Regions from separate parts of the Mus musculus genome. Here region 1 is linked to region 2. The links are chromatin contacts, found by POLR2A ChIA-PET in ENCODE. All regions are on one chromosome and are shown on one strand. Each heading gives the region's core, a stretch centred on a gene start or an enhancer-like site at or near the end of the contact. The rest is flanking DNA. Distances are from core to core; before and after follow the strand shown.

Region 1 (4,209 bases), core at 453-2,952, 37 kb after region 2:
GAACCCCACTGCGGCCAGAGGAAAGGGATTCATTTAGTTTTAAGCTTGCAACCGAAGCACCACGACCACACTACAAGGCCTTTGTCCCAAAATACCAGCCAGGGGCGAAGGGAGGGTTGGTGGGTGAGGGAGTGAGCTTGGCTTTTCTTTTACTAGTACATAGGGCGATCGTATGTTTGGTGGAGGGGCGGGGGGGGGGGGGGAGGATTCCGCACGCACCCGCAACTGCCATGGAGCCACAGCCTGGTCCGTATAGATGCAAAGCTTCTCAATAGTCAGGGGCGTGGTTTCGCGCAGCTTGGAGGCCAGCAACAGGCAGACGGTACCTAGAAGCTGCAATTGCGCCTTTCGGGTGGGGACGCAGGACAGGTAGCGATCCAGGTAGTTCATAGCCAGAGGGAAGACATCCTCCTCGCAGCGCTGCTCCTCACACACCTGAGGGAGGGCGCACGAGTCATTGCTAGGGAAGGACCAAGTGAAACACGGCAGCGTGGAGAAGTGGGGGTGGGGGGTGGAGGGAGAGTGGAATGCGAAGCAAAAAATAAACCGAGAAGGGATAAACTTAGAGCGACAAGTATCAATAACCGAGGAGGATGTGCCCTCCCCAAGGTGACCCCCCCACTTCCTCTGCATGGTCTCTTCCCCACCCCGGAGTAGGGGGTGTAAAAGAGAAGCCCATGCTCACGAAGGATTCCAGACTCCCCTCCCCCACGGCGAGCGGAAGGGGGACGGAAGGGTCACCTAGAGAGAATTGGGACCTTACCCTCATTACCGCCACCCACTGCACACACACTCCCAGGGGGAAGGGAGGGAACTCCTGCCGCGGTCTCCCGCACTTTTCATTTCCCTGTGGACCGGAACCGAGCCTGCGCCACCCCCACCCACCAGTTTCCCCCGCCAGAACCCCGCGATAGACACAGGAACCAGTTCTGGGGCTAAGGCGGCCGAGGCCAGGGTTTTCCAAACGCGCCCTCCAGAGAGCACCGGGTGAAGAAGGAAGCAGGAGACACCGAGGAAAGCCACTGGGGAAAGAGTGGCCCTTAGCCCGCTTTCCCGACCCAAAGTGAAGTTTAGTTACAGTGCCAAGTGACTGGAAATCACAGAAGAAGCCGATCAGGATTGGGGAAAGGAAAGGGACAGAACGCAGGCAGCTGCTTAGGGCGCCTGTGTGAAAAGGCCAGGCCCCAGTAGTCTGGGCCGCCAAAGCATCTTGCAGATTGTGGTCGGGATCGCAAAGATCCGACAGGGAAAGTTCAATTTGTCCCAGAGCCGGGGGTGGGGGTGGGGTGAGGAGAGGGGACCCGTTCGGGCCTTACCTCCAGCATCCAGTATGCCAGCATCTTCCGCATGTGCGGCTTGATCTCCTTTTGCACGCACTGGAAGTAGGAGGCTCGCGGCACGTAGCGCTCCTCCAGGCGGAGTAAACTCTGCAGGACACGCTGGTCCCCAAGCAGCCGCGGGTCGGGCCCGGCCCGGGGCGCGTGCCGGGTGCCCTCGCAACACAGCAGCTCCATCCTGCGATGGCTCACGGGTGAGAGCAAGAGTGCGGGTTAGCGAGTCCTAGGAGAAGCGACGCGCGTGAGGGAGAGCGCGGGGTGCGGGCGGGTCTGGCGCTGGCGCTGGCACTGTGCGGAGAAGCCCCAGCCCGCCCGCCACCCGCGCGCACCGCTTCCCTGACAGGCGCCCCGCCCCTCGCGACGATGTAGCAACCGTGGAATGCTCCTACGTCACAACGTTCTAAGGGGCGGGGCCGCAGTCGGAAAGGGCTGGCGGGCGCTATACCCTCCCTCCCTCCCCGCAGCCCCATTGGTCCGCTGGGCTCCGGCCCGCACGCTTCCGGGCCCTCGGGTCCCTTCTGACCAAGAGGGTAGAGAGAACTTTCTGGAAGGGTGCCCTCTTCCCCATCAATGGGCCCCGTCGCGATTCTAGCCACCCAGGAAAGAACTAGGCGCCAAAAGTTATTCCTTCGTGTATACGTCATATTTCATTGCTCTAGGGAATGTGGTCATAACTTTGTACATAGTTGGGTCACTCCTACCCTAAAGTGGCTTCTAGGAATGGCCTCGAGTTGGGCTTTATTTTGCAGACCATGATACTGAGGCACAATAGTAGCTGCAAAGATCTCATTGTTGGTCCGTCGGGAAACTTGACTTAGAATCTCGTCTACTTTAACGAATTGCGCAGATCTGCAGCAGCATCTGGGAGCATGTAGTTTCTGTCCGATTCAATGGCTCAGAGGGTAAACTATCCTGGCATCAAGTCTGGCAACCTGAGTGTGATCCCTGGGACCCACATGATGGAAGAGAAGAGAGCAACTCCCATAAGCTGTCCTCTGACTTCTACACCAAGGCTGTATGTAGCATGTGCGCACACACCTTCATGCACATACACAACGAAAATAAAAAGCAAAAGAAGAAATGCAGTTTCTCAGGTCTGCTGAATGGGACACTGCGTTGCACCAACGGAGGTGTGAGCAGTGTTGGTCAAAATCAGCATATAAAAAGCCATTTGGTGCTGGCTGTGGTGGAGCAAGCCAGTAATCTCAGACCCAGGGAAGTGTTGGCTTAACACCAGGATCCACTATCCACTATACAGACAATTCAAGGCCTGCCTAGAGTCTCTCTCTCTCTCTCTCTCTCTCTCTCCACACACACACACACACACACACACACACACACACACACACACACGGTGGCAGGGGGTGGGCTGCAGATATATCTCAGGTGGTAGAGCTCTTGCTTAGCATGCTCAGAGCCCAGGGCTCAATCCCCAGCACTGCAGAACCCAGAAACGATCAGAAGATTAAGGTCACTGTCTGCTTCCTAATGAGTTCAGGAGCAGCCTGGGCTATATAAGATTTTATCACAAAACCAAGCAAACCAAATGATAATAGCCCATGGAGAATTCCAGGCCAGCCAGACCCATGTCAGATGACTCAAATAACAAGGAAGGAAGGAAGGAAGGAAGGAAGGAAGGAAGGAAGGAAGACAGGCATGACAGAGCACCCCTTTAATCCCAGCACTTTGAAGACAGAGGCAAGCAGATTTCTTTGAGTTCAAAGCCAGCCTAGTCTAAATAAGAGTTCTAGGTCAGGAGGAGCTAATATCATGAGACTATGTCTCAAAAACAAAAATCAAGGGAAAAAAGGATGTAATAAGGAAGGCAGGAAAGAGGAAAGGAGGGAAAGAAAGAAGAAAGCCCACCACTAAGACACTGCTCTCTCTGCTCAGCCCAAGTGAGCCCCAGGAAAGCACAGGACAATATATAAGCAGTGAGATCCATCTACACACTAGTCTACACACTGGACTATGCACTGGTCTACACACTAGTCTACACACTGGTCTACACACTAGTCTTGCGCTGAGCAAGGGGTCAGAATCCACATATGGGGATGGCTTTTCATACAGGAAGGAGGCATGATGGGATTGCTTCAGTCACAGAAGGTCACTGCCCCAGTGGTTTCTCTCCTCGTTGAAACAGTTTGTCTTATTTTATAGCTGACCTCGAATTCTCCAGCTTCGTGCCTCAGTTTCCCAAGTGCTGGGATTACAAATTCGTACCACCATGTTTATACATCAAGCTTTACACTTAACGAATGAGGGAGGGGACACTTTTTGAGACAAGGGTCTTACGGCACCCAGGCTAGCTTTGAATTTAGTATATAACTGAGGCTGGATCTGATCTTCCTGCTTTTACCTCCCAATTGCATGCCTTACCCACACTAACATTCTGTTAGTTTTATGACACGGGTTCTCACTATGTAGCTCTGACATTTATAGACCTGACTCTATGTAGCTCTGACTCTAGGTAGACCAGAATAGCCCCCAGCTTGCAACAATCCTACTGCCTCTTCCTCTCAAATATTGAGATTACAGGAATGCACCACCAAACTTCCTGTCCTGAAGGGCAGAGATAAAGTCCCGCGTAGCTGTGTATCCTCTGGACACAACAACTGGCTGTGAGTACCAACAACAGTAACAGGTCTTCATGTACACATACCATGTCCAAGAACTGAACATATCTGAGAGGTAATAAATCATTTTATCTTCACAACAGCCTTACAGAAAGTATATTATTTTTGCCCTGTGTAATAGGGGCTGGGTGCTAATACTCACCATGGATGGCTAAGTGACCACGGAGAGGTCACATAGCTCGGAGTTGGTAAAAGCAGGCTGCAGTCTGGTTTAGCTCCAGAGTTGATGCCCTTGC
Region 2 (3,745 bases), core at 623-3,122:
ACAAAAGCTCCACCGCCAGCAACACTTGCAACCTCTTCAGGACATCAAGGGGAAACAGTAGCACTGTTTATCTGAATGTAGTTGTAGTTGTTCTCAAGGAAATAACCTTGAGAACAAGACTGGAGAGATGGCTCAGTTGGTAAGAGCCCTTGGCTGCTCTTCTCAGAAGACACACACTACATTCCTAGCACCCCCACACAGCTCACAAACGTCTGTCACTCTAGTTCCTGGGGAATCTGACTCCAGCTTCTGCAGTGCCCCTCTGCAGACACCAGGCATGCCTGTGGTATACAGACATACATGCAGGCAAAGCACCCATACACATAAAATTTAAAAACAATTCAAGAATAGTTTGTACCCCTGTCCCCCCAAAAGAAATTATACTTTACTTTTCACATTATTAAATATGAAGAAAATACTCATTAATTGTCTTAATTAAATATAATCACTTCAGAATGAAAAATCACTAAAGCACACTACCAATAAAGAATAAGTTTAAATTTGTCCCCAAATTCTCATCTTCCCTTTAATTTCCAAAATGGTCTTATAGTGCCAGAGAGATGGCTTATTGGGTAAAAGAGCTTGCTGCCAAGCCTGACTATCTGAGTTCAATCCTCGGTACATAAATGATGCGAAGAAAGAGCCAACTTCCACAAGTTGTCCTCTGACTTCCATAACTGCTCCACATACATACAAATAAATGTAATTATTTTCATTAAAAATGTGCCTTACAAATCAAAGGGTTCTAAAGAATATTAATATGCCCTTCCTATTCACAATCATACAATACAACAGGCAGAGGGACTGCAATCTTATCTTACAGAAGTTTTTTCATAAAAGGTACTCATAAAGCCATTATGCAATCTAAAAGATGAGTTCACAGCTCTAAAACTCTCCTCAGCTCTGCAGTCAACCTTTCTCCATCACTGTCTGAAGATCTGGGGAGAAATTACCCCATGAAAAATGTTCCACACAAAGCTGCAAGCAGCATACGAACTCAACGCCCTTAGAGCAGTGACTTCAGACTCCTGCTCAGTAAACTTCCCTGGTTAGTTATTTCTCTTTCTCTCTCTCTCTCTCTCTCTCTCTCTCTCTCTCTCTCTCTCTCTCTCTCTCCATATTCTTCAGTTGCTGAAAACAATTAGGCAGAAATCTGTCTGATTAATAAAAACCAAATGAACCATGTCTTTCTCTCCCCAACGGTGTACTCTTCAATGAGATGCCCTGGCCCTGGCCAGCGTCGTTAGCTCTAAAACAGCTCCTCCACCCACCCCAACTACCACATCCCACAGGCACATTGTAAATAAACACAATTCATTTACCCTTTAGCACAACATTAGTGAAACCAAGAGGTTTTCAGCACCCAAGGCTGCCAATTTTTCTATCCCACAAGAACAAAATCAAGTAAAAATGGGTCTCATCTTTTCAAAGTGGACATGAAAGTGGATTTTCAGGCGAAAGATGGAAACTGGATCCAAGACTCCTTGAAGAGAGAAAAAGGTTTCTGGAATTTCCTACTATTAGGGACAAAAGGACTCACAAATTCAATACACATTTCTCTTAACAAAGAACTCCTATGCTGCACCCCCATCTGGTCCCCCACTTCTCAGTCTTTTCCCCCTGTTTCTAGGTCCCCTTTCACTCACCATGGTTCCTTATCTTCTGCACCAAAGGCTCTCTACTTCAGATCCTTCACTACAGCGTTTGTGCCCTGCCCCTTCCAGACCTTCTGGGGCACTTCAGGGCAAAACATTCGTTTCCCACTCCTGTGCAGCCCACCCCAGTTCTATACCCACCAGGACTTCCCTAGCTTGCCTTAATCTCCTTTCTCTTTCCCCACTCCCCATTCCATCCTTTAATTCCCAGGGCCCATCTCCTCGGGTTGCCTTTCGGCCAATCTTTTGACTCCACTATCTTTACCTTGCTGAACCTCCTCGACAAGCAATTCTCCAGTTTCCCAGCTCACCATCATTCCTTCCACCCCGCTTCTAGCGTCCTTTCAGCGTTGTTTCTTTTTCTCCCAGAACTGTCCTATTAACGCCCAGCTCTCAGCTCGCTTCCCGTTAGCCCTTCCACTAACGTCCGATTCTTGATTCCACCTGGTTGTGATCCAGGTCTCCTGTCTCCCTCACTTTACAGAATTTACACCCCTCACCAGCTACTGACCCACACCTTGTCGATCCCACCCCAGCGGCTCCCAGCCCTTCAGCTCATCCCCAGCTCTGCACTAGTTCACACCCTTGTCACGTCTGGCTCTTAATCACTCTCCTCCACTCCCAACTACTACCCCGGCTCTGCTCCTTCCTTGTCTTCCACTTGCAACTCTTCTGGCCCTGGCCCAACACCTCCCACCTGCCAAGCCTTGCCTCTTCCAGACCCCTGCTCCTAGCCCTGACCCCGGATCCCTCTTCCCAGCCCCGGGCTTCCTAACCTCATCCCGGGGCCAGCCTGGGTTTCTTTCTCACTCCACTCTCCGGCTTCTAACCCTTTCTCTCCTAATCCTCTTCATCTCCTACTCAGCAAACCCTTCCGTCCCCGCCCCAGCCTGCCTTCCCCTCTCTCCCTTCAAACCTTTCACCTCACAACCCAGACGTCGCCCACCCCGCCAAAACGCAGCGTCCGCGCGCCGGGACTCGCGCCTTCGCTGTCGCCGCCCGCCGTCCCCGCCCCGGGCGCCCGGGGCCCGCCGGCGTCGCGGTCCCGCCCCCTGCCGCCGCTCCTCCCGCCCGCTAGGCGCACGCCGCCTTTGTCGCCCCTCACCGGGTGTGTGAGGGGATTTTTTTTTTTTTCCCTTTCCTTTAAAAGGGGAGGGCCGGCATGCCCGGGCCGCGTGTCCCCGCCTCCGAATATCTGCGCGAACTCCCAGCCACTGCGGCCCCTCACGCCCCCCGGGCCGCCCCCTCGGCCGCTCCGCCGGCCCTCCGCCCCCTTCCCAGCTCCCTCCCCTCTCTATTTACCGCCATCATCAGCACGCGCGAGCTGTCACCCGGGCGCAAGACGAGCAGGCGGACCACGCCCCTTATCGCCCATTGGCCCGCCTGTCAGAGCCCCGCCCCCAGGTCCCGCAATGCGCCAACGGCGCACCTTCCCGGCCGCGACCTGGGGCCCCGCGCCCTTTACGCAGGTTTGTGCCGTGGGCACCAAGTTTCGGGTCAGCGGCTGTGGCGGGCCGGTGTGAGAGGCTAAGACGCGGCGCGGCGCGGCGCGAGTCACCGGCAAAGTTTGGTTGAGGTACGGAAGAAGGTTTCTAGACAAAGAGGCTCTTAAAGGTACAGAGTCTACTGTCTGGCCCTCCTCCTTAAAGGGCCAGGCACTTTTCCGAGCGCCCCACCCCCACCCCTACGATCTGTAAAGGTAAAGGAATTTTGCATACCCTGCGGCTTACCTTCTGCACGTCTCGCTGCTCCAAAGAGGCCTTTCCCACTTCCGGGTATTTTTTTTTTTTTTTTGCGTTTTCTTTACGGTGTAGCAGCAGCCAGAGAACACACACATACACACAGTTACTCTTGGCGCCCTGACACACACACACACACACGTACGTGTGGACTTTTACCACGGATGACTCAGGCGGCATTCAGCTGTCTTATGAAATCCTCTTCGACGGGACGGAAAAAGGTTCATCGCTCCCCAAATGGGGACTGGGAAATAAATCAGACCTAGATGGCAGTAGCCCCAGGGACTTCCGAGAGGGATAAGGTCCATTTTGAAACAGAAAGACTCCCTTTGCAAGGTAGGCAAGCTTCCT

What was found. ChIA-PET counts read pairs that join two places held with the same protein, here RNA polymerase II (POLR2A).
Region 1: POLR2A ChIA-PET joins it to region 2 with 13 read pairs in Patski. The contact joins the promoter of Ccnd3 here to the promoter of Usp49 in region 2. POLR2A ChIA-PET finds 5 or more read pairs at or near these places in 3 of 5 experiments (Patski and embryonic stem cell).

What each region holds. Positions count from the first base shown.
Region 1 is chr17:47,590,960-47,595,168 of GRCm38, reverse strand. Ccnd3 (cyclin D3) reads right to left here and starts at 1,702. Exons shown (of 5, transcript NM_007632.2): 1 at 1,317-1,702; 2 at 220-435. The coding sequence starts at 1,514.
Region 2 is chr17:47,628,817-47,632,561 of GRCm38, reverse strand. Usp49 (ubiquitin specific peptidase 49) reads right to left here and starts at 1,872. Exons shown (of 7, transcript NM_198421.2): 1 at 1,647-1,872. The region is part of intron 3 of Gm20517 (predicted gene 20517); the gene reads right to left.